Regions from separate parts of the Homo sapiens genome. Here region 2 is linked to region 1. A link is a contact called in ENCODE Hi-C data. All regions are on one chromosome and are shown on one strand. Each heading gives the region's core, a stretch centred on a gene start or an enhancer-like site at or near the end of the contact. The rest is flanking DNA. Distances are from core to core; before and after follow the strand shown. Region 1 holds the start of WWOX (WW domain containing oxidoreductase). Region 2 has its middle 64 kb from the start of PLCG2.

Region 1 (7,924 bases), core at 1-2,500:
TTTTATTTTCCTTCCTTCCTTCCTTCCTTCCTTCCTTCCTTCCTTCCTTCCTTCCTTCCTTCCTTCCTCCCTCCCTCCCTCCCTCCCTCCCTTTCTTTCCAGATTCTGGACCTATTCCAGACTTACTAAAGGAAATTCTCTAAAGGTGAGGCAGTTTTTTAAAGACAGCAGCTCTCTCTGTCGTCCATGCTGGAGTGCAGTGGCCCGATCATAGCTCACTGCAGCCTCGACTTCTTGGGCTCAAGTGATCCTCCCCCTTCAGCCTCAATGAGTAGCTGGGACTACCGATGTGCACTACCACGCCCGGCAAACTAAAAAAATAATTATTTTTGGTAAAGACAGGGGTCTTGCGATGTTGCCCAGGCTGTTCTCAAACTCCTGGCCTCAAGTGATCCTCCTGCCTCAGCCTCCTAATGTGTTTGGATTACAGGCATGAGCCACTGAGCCCGGCCTAGCTACCCTGTCTGAGTTGTGCCCACTACACAAAGGTGTCAGCTACATGTGATGTCTGTGCATTTCTGGCCTGGACCGCACATTAAGTGCTCCGTAAACATCAGTCTCTATTATCAACAGTCTCTATTATCAATCAGTCTCTATTATCATCAGTCTCTATTATCATGAGTCTCTATTAAACAACAGTCTCTATTATCACAGTCTCTATTATGTGTTTTGGCTGAAAGAAAGTTCTCTAAAACCAGGAAATCAGGAATCAGCAGTTTTAAGTTCTCCAGGTTATATTTTAACATTGTGTTCATATGCAAAACAAAGGTTGTGAATCAGCACGAATGCTGGCAAGCCCTGGAAGGTTTGTGATCACGGACTTTCACGAGACCCCAAGGCAAGGAGAGACAGAAGCCCAGGACAACAGCATGGGCGCCGCTTTTTAGTCGGGCGCCGCTTTTTGGTCAGGCGCCACCTGGACTACATTTCCCATATCCAATTGCCGGGCTCCTGCAGGATTGGCCAGAACAACGCGGAAGTGATTACGGGTCGCCCAGCAACGGGCGGAGTCCTGGCCCGAAACTGGATGCGCACGCCCCTTCCCTGCGGCGGGGAGGCTGACAAGGCTCCGCTCTATCTCTAGCGCCTCGGAGCGCTCTCCGGCTTTGCTGTCTAGCCCGGCGGCAGCGCGATCTCTTAGGCACTTTCACCGCCTTCCTCTCCAGGCCCTGCCCCTTTGACGCCGGCCGTCGCGATATTGCGGAGACTGGATTTCAGCTTCGTGGTCGGCGGAGCGGCCCCTGGAGGGCGCAGTGCGCAGGCGTGAGCGGTCGGGCCCCGACGCGCGCGGGTCTCGTTTGGAGCGGGAGTGAGTTCCTGAGCGAGTGGACCCGGCAGCGGGCGATAGGGGGGCCAGGTGCCTCCACAGTCAGCCATGGCAGCGCTGCGCTACGCGGGGCTGGACGACACGGACAGTGAGGACGAGCTGCCTCCGGGCTGGGAGGAGAGAACCACCAAGGACGGCTGGGTTTACTACGCCAAGTAAGGGGGCCGCAGTGGGGCCGCGGACGCACCTGGGACCCTGCACAGCCCACGGACGCCACCTGCGCGGGGAGGACGCGCACTCCAGCGCAGCGCGTGCGGTGCAAAGTGAAAGTAACTGTTAAGGAGCTTCAGGGAAAAGGGTCCAGGGTTCCCAGTAGGGGCCGGCCCCCTTGGTGGGCCTCGGGTCCAGCGGGGGTCACCTGGTGGCTTCCCGGCGCGCCCTCTGCTGTTCAGGATGCAGCACTGCGCGGCGCGGCGAGGGCAAAGCGGCCTCATCCCCGCCAAAAAATAAAGATGTTTTAAAAAGCGCACATGCTCAGCTCCCTCCTGCAGGCTCTGGGTTGCAGGGATAGGAGTTTTGTTGTGTTTTGTTTTGTTTTGTCCAGACCGGTATTGCTCAGTCATCCAGGCTGGAGTGCAGGGGTGCCATCATAGCCCACTGTAGCCTCTACCTACTGGGTTCAGACAATCCTCTCATCTCAGCCTCTTGAGTGGCTGGGACTACAAGCGTGCACTACTATGCCCGACTAATTTTTTAAGTATTTGTAGAGACTAGGGTCGCACCATGTTGCCCAGGCTGGTCTCGAACTACTGGGCTCAAGCAGGCCACCTGCCTCAGCCTCCAGAATTGAGATTACAGGCGTGAGCCACTGCGCCTAGCCAGGAGTATTTTTTAGTAGCAGTCCTAGATAGCTTCACTATCATTTCCTGGGAAAGTTTTGGAAACCCCAGCAGAGCCTTCATCTTTAACTGTGTGACCTTGGGCCATTGAAATAACGTTTAATCTTGGTTTTTTCACCTGTAAAATGGGTTGATACGAGGGTCAGTTCAGGCACTGTGCGTAAAGCACATAGCACCGTGTCTAGTAGGTACTCTCTGTTCCTTAACTGTCGTTCCTTGATTGCTCTTAAGATACGACAGTGCCTCTTATATCGGCACCTTAGAATCACCTAGGAAATGTCCTAAATACACGTTTTGGGTCTCCATAGAGAACCTACTGTAGCCGACTCTCAACTTTGGGAGTCTCTTTTTTTAAGCTTTCCAGGTGAGGTGGAATATCACCTGGTTTTGAGAAACATGGATGTAAATCTGATTTTCAGCATCTGGGAAACTTTTTTTGTAAGAGCCTTTTTCTGGGCCCCACTTCCAGAGGGTTTTTCTTTTTTTTTTTTCTTTTGAGACGGAGTCTTGCTCTGTCGCCCAGGCTGGAGTGCAGCGGCGCGATCTCGGCTCACTGCAGCCTCCGCCTCCCGGGTTCACGCCATTCTCCTGCCTCAGCCTCCCGAGTAGCTGGGACTACAGGCGCCCGCCACCACGCCCGGCTAAGTTTTTGTGTTTTTAGTAGAGACGGGGTTTCACCGTGTTAGCCAGGATGGTCTCGATCTCCTGACCTCGTGATCCTCCCGCCTCGGCCTCTCAAAGTGCTGGGATTACAGGCGTGAGCTACCGCTCCCGGCCTTTTTTTTTTTTTTTTTAAAGACAGGGTCTCGCTCCGTCGCCCAAACTGGAGTGCCGTGGTGCGATCTCGGTTCACTGCAACCTCTGCATGCCGAGTTCAAGCGATTCTCGTGTCTCAGCCTCCCGAATAGCTGGGATTACAGGCGCCCGCCACCAGGCCTGGCTAATTTCGCGCTGTTGGCCCGGCTGGTCTCCAACTCCTGGCCTCAAGTGATCCGCCCACCTCGGCCCCCCAAAGTGTTGGCATTACAGACAGGAGCCACTGCGTCAGCCCAGAATTTCTGATTTAATTGGTTTGGCCCCTCCCCTCTCCCTTGGTAGGTTGTAAAATCTTCCCTCCCAGGTGATTCTAATCTATGCAAGGATGTGAACCACTGCTGCCTTTGGTGGCAAGGTAGAGGAAAAACAACCAAGTTCTGATGAGTTCATTCAAGACACACACAGGTATTATGTGACAGGCCTTTGGCTGGCACTGGTTATACCGAGGCAAATAAGAGCCAGTTGTCATCCTTAGGACCCAATCTTATTAGGGCACAGTGACATGTGTAGGAGCGTCCCCACGCAGTGTGTATACCAGGAAGTAGTGTGTCTGGCATGAGGTGTGTGTAGGTAGTTGGGGGGGTCGTGAGGGAATATGGTGGCACCCTCACAGTAACCTTCACTTCCTGGGCTCAAGCGATCCTCCCGCATCAGCCTGTTGAGTACCCGGGACCACAGGTGTGTGCCTCCACACCCAGCTAATTATTACATGTTTTGTAGAAATGGGGTCTCACCATGTTGCCCAGGCTGGTTTGAACTCCTGAACTCAAGCCAGCCTCCCTCCCGAAGCACTGGAATCACAGGCCTGAGGCACTGTGCCAAGCCCAGAGCGGTGTTTTGAGCTCAAGTAGAGGTGGGTGGGGCAGGAGGGCAGTCTAGGTAGAGGGAACAGTGAGAGGAGAGACCCCCTGCATGGCCTGTCCAGGGGCCTGTGATCTTTGTGAGGGTCCAGGAATGTGAAGGTTAAGGCAGGGAAGGGAGGACCCATTTCAAGGATTTCTGTGCCTTGCCGAGAAGCTTGGGCTCTGTTGGCAGAGCCAGAGAGTGGCATTCATTCAGCTTGTGAATTCTGGAAGAATTTCTGGCTCTGGAGAATTAAAGGGACATTTCCAGCAGCAGAGCTCCAGTAGCCTTTGCAGGGACGGAGGCAAGCTCCTGAGCGGGCACTTGCTGTTCCTCTCACCTGTACATCTGTTGGGGAAAGGCTCCTTCTCATCCTTCAGAGCTGAGCTTACATGTCACTGCCCAAGAGACCTTCTTAACTGTGGGTGTCCCCTCGACCTTGTACTAGTCACCTTGTTTCTCTGCTTCTTCGTGCTTAGCCTTGGCTGTGTACTCCTCCTTGTTGGCCCTGTCTCCCTTGCCCAGGTTGCAGATGTCATGGGGCAGCTTGTTCATCTGAGTGTCCCCAGTGCTTGGCACCCAGAAGCCATAAGATGAGCCCCTGTGGGATGAGTAAATGAATCACCTTGGGAGGGTCAGCCGCAGGCTTCTGTGGGTGGGTGGGTGGTGCACTGGGCCCCAGAGTACAAAGATGCACATGACCCGCTTCCGGCTTCCTAAGCCCACCTCTGCCTCTGGCTCTGTGGGGCGTCTCCTCCTTTGCCACTCAGCCCCAGAGGTGCTTCTGCTTCCCTGCAGGCTTGCCCTGGAGCCTGGCGCTAGGGCCCTGGGGCTCCCTTGCTCCTGCGTGCCCCCTGCGCCTGCCTTCCTGCTGCCTGGCCTTTCTCCCATCTGCTTTCTTCCTGAGTGGCCCCTGGCCAGGGGACTCGGGTGCATACATGGTTTCCAAACGCCTTTCCTCCAGCCCTCCCGACTAGTGTCTTAAATCTCAAGCTGGCCTCTCTGGCTCCGCTGTTTTTTTTTTTTTTTTTTTTTTAATTTAATTTAACTTTAAATTCCGGGATACATGTGCAGGATGTGCAGGTTTGTTACATAAGTAAACCTGTGCCATGGTGACTTGCTGCACTTGTCAACCCATCACCTAGTTGTTCAGCCCCCCGTGCATTAGCTATTTATTGTATACACCAGCTGAGATGCCAGGGCTTGGCTGGCTCTCAGCTGGAGGGCTCACTCTCTGGACCTTGTGTCCGTCCCTGCTGGCCCTCAGTTCTCTGGATCAGGGTTGAAAGGCTGAAATTCTTTGGGTGTTAGCTTAGGATGCCTCTGATCCATCCTAACCCGACATTCCCTTGATCTCTCCTGATCTGTGAGCATCCTGGCCCTTCTTTTCTTTTCAGTTTTAATTTTTGCGCTGGCTCCAACCCCTTTTCATTCCTGACTCTGGAAGTGACACTTGTTTTTCTCTTGGGGTTTGGGAAACTTTGTGGTTGTTCTTTCTAGGAGGCTGCTCTTTGAGTCATTTCTTTTCCATATTGTTTCTCCTACTGTAGCAGGGCCATGGCCAGGGATAGAGGCTGTAGCTCCCACTGAGACCTCGGGGTCTGGTGGAACCCGGTCTTGTGTGGGTGCTGTCGGCCTCTCCTGCTTTCCCACCTGCCTCACGGTTCACTTGTGTGCCTCAAAGGCACACATGTCCTAGCACTCCAAAGCCCACCAGGGTGGGCTCCCAGGGGTGAGGTCGAGGTAGACCGGGAACCCAAGAGAGCTGGTGGGCCTTTCTTCTACCCCTCTCCCCTCACAGTCTCAGAGCAGCCCCTTCATGGGAGATGGGAAGTGAGGGACAAGGTCTCAGTGTCAGAGCCGTCCTTGTTTGCCCTTCCCCGTGCCTCTTATGAAGCTCAGGCCTTTTGGCAGTCAGAGGCCTCAATGGTGCCTGTGTCCACAGGGCTGGCTGTCCTCACCGTGAAGTCTAGATCTCCCTGCTAACTTACACTGTGCTCAAAACACACACACACACACACACACACACACACACACACACACTGGCTGTCCTCACTGTCAACTCTAGATCTCCCTGCTAACTTACACTGTGCTCAAAAAACACACGCACGCACGCACGCATGCACGCACATACACACACACACACACACCCATAGGCTGGCCATGGTGGGAGGCCAAGGTGGGAGGATCGCCTGAGCCCAGGAGCTCGAGGCTGCAGTGGGCTATGATTGCATCACTGTACTCTAGCCTGGGCCACAGAATGAGACCTTGTCTAAAAAAAAATTAACAGAAAACACCCCATACGTGGAAGTGTGGTATTCACATAATATGATGTTCACTTAAATTTGAATCCTTTGGTTTAAGTTTAGATTACTCTTAATTATCTTTTTAAATGACAAGCTCGTTGAAAGAATAAAAAATCAAAGACGGCTTCTATTTAAAGGAGAATAGGAGAATGCTTAGGGGACATGTGTTCTAATTTTCTCTTCATTAAAAAGTCATTTAAGGTTATAATTAAAAAGAACATCTTTTAATTAATTTTTATATTTATTAAAAAAAAGTCTTCTATTGAAAGGTACAGTTCTTAGTTCTTCCCGTGTTAACTCACTCGGTTCTCTATAACCCCAAGAAGTAAGTGCTGTTATTGTCCCCATCTAAACTGTTGAGGAAACTGAGGCATGGGATTAAATGACTTCTTCAAGGGCAGAGTGGCTGGCAAATGGGAGACCCAGAAAACCTTGGCAGTTGGGCTTCAGAATCTTCACGACCAAATTACTCTCTCTGCTTCAGCTGGTTCCGGATTCTTCCCCAGGGATGGTTGTGTCCTGCAGGGGACGGCTGGCAATGTCTGGAGATGCTTTCTGTTGCCACAGCTATGGGACTGGGGTATTGGCATCTGATGGGCAGAGGCCAGTGGTGCCCAAGGCAGCCCCGCAACAAAGAATGATGCAGGCCGGGTGCAGTGGTTCACGCCTGTAATCCCAGCACTTTGGGAGGCCGAGGCAGGTGGATCAGTTGAGGTCAGGAGTTCGAGACCTGCCTGGCCAACATGGTGAAACCCCATCTCTACTAAAAATACAAAAATTATCCCGGCATGGTGGCAGGTGCCTGTAATCCTAGCTACTCAGGCTGAGGCGGGAGAATTGCTTGAACCTGGGAGGCAGAGGTTGCAGTGAGCTGAGATTGCACCACTGTACTGCAGCCTGGGTGACAGAGTGAGACTCTGTCTCAAAAAAAAAAAAAAGAATGATCCAGCCCCAAGTGCCACCAGCAGTGAGAATAAGAAACCCTGATTCAGGCATGTTCTGTGAAAGTCAAGAACGTAGGTTGACAGAGTTTGTTTTGTTTTTTAAATGTCTTTCTGAATAAATAAAAACTGTTCTGAGTGAGTTTTGTAGTTCCTTTGGAAAGTATTCATTCTGTTTGTTTACATTTGTGCGCCTGCTGTGGGCCAGGCATGAGGCTACATGTCTGAGGGCCCAGCTTCACCTTCTAAGGGCTGGGAGGCTCTTTCTATGCCAGCCTGCCTGCCAACAAGGCTCAGCTTCCACTGTTAAGGGTCATTTTGTGGATTTTTTTATTTTTTATTTTTAGGTTGAGTCTTGCTTTTTCGCCCAGGCTGGACTGCAGTGGCGTGATTTTGGCTCACTGCAACCTCCACCTCCCAGGTTCAGGAAATTCTCATGCCTCAGCCACTCAAGTAGCTGGGATTACAGGCATGTGCCACCATGTCTGTCTAATTTTTGTATTTTTAGTAGAGATGGGGTTTTGCCATGTTGCCTAGGCTGGTCTCGATCTCCTGGGCTCTAGCGATCCTCCCGCCTCGGCCTCCCAAAGTGCTGGGATTACAGGCGTGAGCCACCGTACCCCGCCACTCCATGGATTCTTGAGGGCAGAGTTTTTTGGAGCCAGGCTTCAAGCACATTTGATGTGTGCCTATGAGATAAAGACTGCTTTTAATGGCAGGCAAGGAAAATGCAAGTCCATCTCTTAACTTTCTTGAAGAAGCTTGAGACACAGCTCTGCAAGGGGCTGGAAGGTTTCATGTTATTGCCAATGCTTGGTTTATCTGATTGCTGTTGCCATTCATTTTGAAGGA
Region 2 (7,924 bases), core at 2,450-4,949, 3.6 Mb after region 1:
GGGAGAAGGTCCAAGGAGGGGGCGAAGCCCAGGCGGGAAATCTGAGGCTCAAGACAGTGCCGGGATGCCCTCGCCACCTTCTGTGCGCACTTCCTGAGGACCAGGGCTCAGCATCCTGGCTGCTGTTGGCCACTGGGGCCGGAGCTGTCTTCGTTGCAGGGGGGCTGTTGTGTTCATTGCCAGACATTGAACAGCATCCTTGGCTTCTACCCAGCAGTAGCACCCCTTCCCCATTTATGACAACCAGAGTGTCTCCAGATGTTGCCACGTGTCCCGTGGGGGGATAGTTCGCTCCCCAGCTGAGACTCCGTGTCATAGACTGAGGTCAGTGCTGCTGTTCAGCAGGGCCTTACGAAAGCTGTAGCCCAGAGCTACTCCAAGGAATGTGCCTTCCATCCACCTAGGGGGTCTTGTGAAAACGCAGATACTGACGCCATAGCGCTAGGTGGTGCCTGGGAATCTGCATTCCTGACGAGTTTCCAGGTGATGCTGTGCTGCTGGTCAATGCCAGGTTCCTAGACCCACACTTCAGCTGCCTCCTCCCCCTAGATGTCTCCAAGAGGCAATCTTGACAAGTCCAAAAATAAATGCTTTATCTTGGCCAGGCACGGTGGCTCACTCCTGTAATCCCAATACTTTGGGAGGCCGAGGCGGGTGGATCACAAGGTCAAGAGATCGAGACCATCCTGGCCAACATGGTGAAACCCTGTCTCTACTAAAAATACAAAAATTAGCTGGGCGTGGTGGCGTGTGCCTGTAGTCCCAGCTATTCGGGAGGCTGAGGCAGGAGAATCGCTTAAACCCGGGAGGCAGAGGTTGCAGCAAGCCGAGATTGCGCCTCTGCACTCTAGCCTGGCGACAGAGCAGGACTCCGTCTCAAAAAAAAAAAAGTAAAGAAAAAATGCTTTATCTTCACCCCTCTTCCTAAACCAGTCACCCTTCAGGGTCCCCCAGCTCAGCAGGGGTATCCTTGTCCTCAGCCCAGGCATGTCCTGCCTCCACATGCTGACAGAAATCCAGGATGTCCACGAGCCAGTCCTCTGCCTCTCCACCATGGGCCCGGCCCGAAACCAGCTCTCCAGAGACTCTGTGTCTGGAGTTGCCCCCTGCCAGCCCCCACCGTCCCCACACCATCCAGCTCCCTCTGCTACCTGCCCCACCTCTCTCTATGCCCTGGTGGCCTCCTTCCAGAGGCCTCTGCCAGGTCTTTTTAAGACAGGTGAGAAGGCTGGGTGCGGTGGCTCATGCCTGTAACCCCAGCACTTTGGGAGCCCGAGGCGGGTACATCACCTGAGGTCAGGAGTTCGAGACCAGCCTGGCCAATGTAGTAAAACCCTATCTCTACTAAAAATACAAAAATTAGCCGGGTATAGTGGCCCACACCTGTAATCCCAGCTACTGAGGAGGCTGAGACATGAGAATCACTTGAACCTGGGAGGCGGAGGTTGCAGTGACCCGAGATCTCGCCATTACACTCCAGCTTGGGTGACAGAGTGAGACTTCATCTCAAAAAAAAAAAAAAAAAAATAGTGTCAGTCACTCAGCGGCGCCTTCCTCAGGTCACACGGAGAGCAGGCGCTATGGAAAAAGGACAGGAGGGCTCTTGACTGCGGGGGTGAGAGGCCTCACCAAGGACATCAAATGAACAGTCCAAAGAGCCCTTGGCTGCCTGAGCTCCCATCCTCAGGCCAGAGGACCAGCTAGTGGTATAGACGTGTGCATGCGCGAGCCAGACGCTTCAGCCTGCTCCATGTTGCCTTCTCCACCGGCGTAGGGCCTGGCTCACCACAGGTGTTCATTGCTCCAAGGGTTGGGGGAAGATGTAGCCGGGGGCCACTCTCAGCCTTCCTCCCTGCTCTGCCCCGCAGCAGCTGGGCTCCTCTGCCCACTGGGTGAAGCTGGAGAATGCAGGCTCCCCGCTGGAAGAAGTAGGGGGTGTCTTCCCTGGCATCCCAGCCGCTGTGCCCGTTGCTGGCAGGAGTTGCCTCCCTCCGTGGGCTGCTCACCAGGATTCCAGCTTTCGAGGTAACACAGCTCCCTGTCTCGCCCCTTCAGCCTTAGCCTGGGAACTGCCCCTCGCTGGTTCCTGGGTGCCTCAGCGTCCCTAACCCTGCCTGCACCTCTGCGATGCTCACACCTGGCCTGTGCCTCCTCCCAGCTGCACTGAGTTACACCACGTACTCCCCTCGCCCTTCAACCCAGGGGTGGTGATAGCTCCCCTGGTTACTGGTTACTGGTTCCTGGGTTCCCGGGTGCCTCTGCATCCCTTGCTAATTACCTAGCCTGGAGCCCCGCCCACCCTTCATAGCTAGCGCTTCTTTCCTTCTCTCCAGAATTCTCTTCTCTCTGAGGGGTCTCTGCGAGGACCTACCTCAATGACCATCCCCCACCTCCAAGTAAAACCAGCAACTGTTGGTGCCAGCCCCAAATGGGCCCAGTGAGAGTCCAACAGAGATCTAACCCCGTGCTGGGGACAGCGGTATTAATTCAGAATTTTTTTTTTTTTTTTTTTTTTTGAGACGGAGTCTCGCTCTGTCGCCCAGGCTGGAGGGCAGTGGCGCGATCTCGGCTCACTGCAAGCTCCACCTCCCGGGTTCACGCCATTCTCCCGCCTCAGCCTCCCGAGTAGCTGGGACTACAGGCGCCGCCACCACGCCCGGCTAATTTTTTGTATTTTTATTAGAGACGGGGTTTCACCGTGTTAGCCAGGATGGTCTCGATCTCCTGACCTGGTGATCCGCCTGCCTCGGCCTCCCAAAGTGCTGGGATTACAGGCATGAGCCACCGGGCCCGGCCTAATTCAGAAAATTTAAGGCAAATCCTGTCATTGGGAGCAGTGTGAAGCTCAACCAAGAGGGCAACAATTGGATTCTTACAAACAGCTCTGGGGCTGCCTGGCAATGCACATCTCCACGTTGCCCCACTTACAGCGCCTGCCTTAGAACGCGCTGTCTTCCGGTCTCTTACACTGCAGTGTGAATGGCGCTCCCCAGAGTTGTGCAGCATGAGAACCTGGTGAGCTGAGCTGTCATTTGTGACTGACAGGCTGCTCTAAAGCTAGCTAGACTTTGCTAGAAGCTCCCCCAGAGCACAATAAGAAAAAAGAGATCAGAGAATCTTGGAAAAGGGCTTGGCCTCATTCATTCATTCATCCATTCATGCATTCAGCAATTCATTATTGAGGACCTGCTTCCAACAGGTCCAGGGGGAGTGCTAGAAAACATGTGAGAAGAAGCAAAAGACCTACAGCTCAATAACAAAAAACCAAATAACCCAATTAAAAAATGGGCAAAGGTCTGTCAGAATTCGATAGAAATAAACATGGGCAAAGGGGCCAGGCGCGGTGGCTCATGCCAGTAATCCCAACACTTTGGGAGGCCGAGGCAGGCAGATCACAAGGTCAGGAGTTCAAGACAAGCCTGGCCAACATAGTGAAACACCACCTCTACTAAAAATACAAAAAATTAGCTCGGCGTAATGGTGAACGCCTGTAATACCAGCTACTCGGGAGGCTGAGCCAGGAGAATTGCTTGAACCGGGGAGGCAGAGGTTGCAGTGAGCTGAGATCGCGCCACTGCACTCCAGCCTGTGTGACAGAGCGAGATTCTGTCTAAAAAAAAAAAAAAAAAAAGTCACTAATCGTCAAGGAAATGCAAATGAAAACCACAATGAGATACCACCTGACACCTGTGAGGTGTGGCCATCATCAAAAACAAAAGAAAACAAAGGTTGGTGAGTGTGTGGAGAACAGGGGAACCCTGGTACGTTGTTGGTGAGAATGGAAATTGGTGGATAGCCACTGTGGAAAACAGCAGGGAGCTTCCTCAAAAAATGAAAAACAGAACTACCATATATGATCCAGCAATCGCACTTCTGGGAACATATCCAAAGGAATTGAAATCAGGATCTAGAGAAGAGATCTGCACTGTCATGTTCACTGCAGGACTGTCCACAACTGTCAAGATACAGAATCGGCCCAATTGTCCCTCAGCAGATGAATGGATAAAGAAAATGTGATATATACACACAATGGAACACCATTCCAAAGTGGTGTCCTTTACGCCTTTACAAAGAAGGGAATCCTGCTCTTTGCAGCATCGTGGAGGAACTGGAGGGCATGTGTGCTAAGTGAAATAAACCAGGCACAGGAGGACAGATACTGCATAATACCACTTCTATGAGGAATCTAAAATAATCAAACTCATAGAAACAGAAAGTGGAATGGTGGTTGCCAAGGGCTGAAGGGAGGGGGAAGTGGGGAGGTATTGGTCAAAGGGAACGAAGTTTCAGGTATGCAAGATGGAAAAACCCTTGAGAAGTACCATACGCATAATGACCATAGTTAACAATATTACAGTATATACTTAAGATTTGCTAAGCATGGAGATGTTATTATCACACACAATCGTAATAACAAATAACTGGGGCGGGAGGAAACTTTTGAAGGAGATGGAAAGGTTTATGGCATAGACTATGATGTTATCCCCAGGAGCAATTTGGGGAGGTTCAGACTCTTGGAGCCAGACGCTGCATGACCCCTAAACTGAAATTTCTAATCTTGTAGCTAATTTGTTAGTCCTGCAAAGGCAGTCTGGTCCCCAGGCAAGAAGGAGGTCTTTTCAGGAAAGGGCTGTTACCAATTTTGTTTCAGAGTCAAGCCATGAACTGAATTCCTTCCCAAAGTTAGTTTGACTTACGTTCAGGAATGAACAAGGACAACTTAAAGGTTAGAAGCAAGATAGAGTCGGTTAGGTCTGATTTCTTTCACTGCCATCATTTCTCCTGTTAAAATTTTGCAAAGGCAGTTTCAGTATGGTTTCACGGGTGTATGCTCATCCCCACACTCACCGAGTTGTATGTGTTAAATATGTACGGCTTCTTGTATGTAACCACCCAACAGGTTCACCACGCCCACTGCCTAGACAGGGCCAATTGATCAAGATAGGGCCAATTGATCAAGACAGGGGAAATGCAATGGAGAAAGAGTAATTTACACAGAGCCAGCTGTGCGGGAGCCCAGAGTTTCATTTTTATTCAAATCAGTCTCCCTGAATATTTGGGAATCAGAGTTTTTAAAGATAATTTGGCGAGTGGGGGCTTGGGAAGTGGGGAGGGCTGATTGGTGGGGCTGGAGATGGAATCACAGGGGGTTGAAGTGAGGTTTTCTTGCTGTTTTCTGTCCCTGGGTGGGATGGCAGAACTGGTTGAGCCAGATTACCTGTCTGGGTGGTGTCAGCTGATCCATGAGTGCAGGGTCTGCAACATATCTCAAGCACTGATCTTAGGTTTTACGATAGTGATGTTATGCCCAGGAGCAATCTGGGGAAGGTTCATACTCTTGGAGCCAGAGGCTGCATGATCCCTAAACTGAAATTTTTTTTTTTTTTTTTTTTTTGTGAGACGGAGATTTACTCTTGTTTCCCAGGCTGGAGTGCAATGGCACAATCTCGGCTCACCACATCCTCCACCTCCCAGGTTCAAGCGATTCTCCTGCCTCAGCCTCCCGAGTAGCTGGGATTAAAGGCATGTGCCACCATGCCCGGCTAATTTTGTATTTTTAGTAAAGGCGGGGTTTCACCGTGTTGCCCAGGCTGATCTCGAACTCCTGACCTTCCTGACCTCAGGTGATCCGCCCGCCTCGACCTCCCAAAGTGCTGGGATTACAGGCATGAGCCACTGTGCCTGGCCCTAAACTGTAATTTCTAACCTTGTAGCTAATTTGTTAGTCCTGCAAAGGCAGTCTGGTCCCCAGGCAAGAAGGGGGTCTTTCTGGGAAAGGGCTCTTATCAATTTTGTTTCAGAGTCAAACCATGAACTGAATTCCTTCCTAAAGTTAGTTCGGCCTACACCCAGGAATGAGCAAGGACAGCTTAAAGGTTAGAAGCAAGATTGATTTGGTTAGGTCTGATTTCTTTCACTGCCGTCATTTTTCCTGTTATAATTTTGCAAAGGCTGTTTCAGCATGGTTTCACGGCTGTATACTCATCTCCGTAATCATCAAGTTGTAAGCGTTAAATATGCATGGCTTCCTCTGTGTTAATTAGACCACAATAAAGTGGTTTAGAGAAAGAAGAAACAGCAGCAAGAGACATGGCCCTTGTCCTCCAGGGGCTCAGCACCCAAGCATGCTGGCAAGGAGTCAGTCACATACTGCATGGCAAATGCCATGACAGGACACTAAGGCAGGCACAGATGGTGGGCAGTGAACCCAGGCCTATGGGCATCACGGGAGACTTCCTGGAGGAGGTGGTATTGTTGAGAATGAAGAATGAAAATGTTTGCTGAGTCACCAGAGGGGAAAAGGGAGTGTGCAAAGACTTGGCAACAGACCAGAGCCGGATATAGGCTGGGAACGGCCAGTGGGAAGTGTGATGGGCTTGGGGGTGTACGGTTGTCAGGGTTGAATTGTATCCCCCAGAAAAGAGACATTGAAGTCCTAAACTGCAGTTCCTCAGAATGCGACTTTATTTGGGAATAGGGTTTTTACAGAGGTGATCAAATTAAAGTGAGATCATTAGGGTGAGCACAAGTTTAATATGACTGATACCCATTTGAGAAGGAGAAATTTATTTATTTATTTATTTTTATTTTTATTTTTATTTTTTTGGAGTCTTGCTCTGTCGCCCAGGCTGGAGTGCAGTGGCATGATCTCAGCTCACTGCAACCTCTGCCTCCCAGGTTCAAGTGATTCTCCTGCTTCAGTCTCCCGAGTAGCTGCAATTACATGCGTGTACCATCATGGCGGGCTAATTATTTTTTTGTATTTTTAGTAGAGACGGGGTTTCACCATGTTAGCCAGGCAGTCTCGAACTCCTGGCCTCAGGTGATCCACCTGCCTTGGCCTTCCAAAGTGCTGGGATTACAGGCGTGAGCCATCATGCACAGCTGGAAGGAGAAATTTGGACACAGAGATATGCATAGAGGGAAGTCAGAGTGAAAGGACAGAGACAGGAAGAGGCCACATGAGGATGAAGACAGAGCCTGGAGTGGTACAGCTGCAAGCCAAAGATGGCCAGTGAACACCAGAAGCCAGGAGGGAGGACGTGGCAGCTTCCCCTTCGCAGCCCTCAGAAAGACACCAAGACTGCGATTTCCAGCTGCCAGACTGTGAGAGGATGAAGGTGAATCTCTTATTTTAAGGCATCTTCTTTTGGATACTTTGTTACTAAGTACTTAGTTACAGAATATATCAGTTGTAGCAACTTATCGCAAACTGGGTGGCCTAAAACAATAGAAACTTGTTCTCTAGCAGTTTGGAGAAGCCTAAAATCAAGTTGTAGACAGAGCTGTGCTTCCTCTGAAAGCACGGGGGAGGACACATGCCCTGCCCCTGCAGCTTCCGGTGGCTCTGGGTGCTCCTTAGCTTGTGGCTACAGCGCTAGCCTCCACCTCCATCTTCGCATGGCCTCGTCACCTGTCTGTTCTCTCCCTTCTTATAAGGACACATGCCACTGGACTTAATAGCCAAAAAGTGGAAGCAAACCAGGGCTCACCTGGATGATCCGGGATGACTTTGTCTTGAGATCCTTTATCACAGCTGCAATCTTTGCAGTTCCAGTCTCGTCTCGTCTCGTCTCGTCTCGTCTCGTCCCGTCTCGTCTCGTCTCGTCCCGTCCCGTCCCGTCTCCTCCCCTCTCCTCTCCTCCCCTCCCCTCCCCTCCCCTCCCTTCCCCTCCCTTCCCCTCCCTTCCCCTCCCTTCCCCTCTCTTCCCTTCCCCTCCTCTCTTTCTGGGTCTGGCTCTGCCACCCAGGCTACAGTATAGTGGCACAGTCATGACTCACTGCAGCCTCAATCTCCCATGCTCAAGTAATCTTCCTGCCTCAATCTCACGAGTAGCTGGGACTACAGGCGTGCACTACCATGTCCAGCTAATTTTTAAAAATGTTTTGTAGAGATGGGGTCTCACTGTGTTGCCCAGTCTCA

The links. A loop is a pair of places that touch in the nucleus more often than their neighbours do. Pooled maps may share reads with other maps.
Region 2: a loop to region 1 is called in a map with no recorded cell type, with 16 times the contacts of the local background. The contact joins the enhancer-like site here to the promoter of WWOX in region 1. A Hi-C loop is called at or near these places in 1 of 37 single-sample maps with no recorded cell type and 2 of 50 pooled maps.

Annotation. Positions count from the first base shown.
Region 1 is chr16:78,098,404-78,106,327 of GRCh38, forward strand. WWOX (WW domain containing oxidoreductase) reads left to right here and starts at 1,251. Exons shown (of 9, transcript NM_016373.4): 1 at 1,251-1,482. The coding sequence starts at 1,376. RefSeq lists an enhancer at 1,485-1,984.
Region 2 is chr16:81,711,797-81,719,720 of GRCh38, forward strand. No RefSeq gene overlaps it. Among named protein-coding and RNA genes, the nearest start is that of PLCG2, 64 kb to the right of the region's middle. RefSeq lists enhancers at 1-425, 1,108-1,789, 1,790-2,470, 5,892-5,971, 5,992-6,191 and 2 more and a silencer at 5,344-5,567. Within about 2 kb of position 3,700, at least 5 of the 41 ENCODE cell types and tissues checked have a DNase peak (open chromatin) inside an H3K27ac peak, as active enhancers do.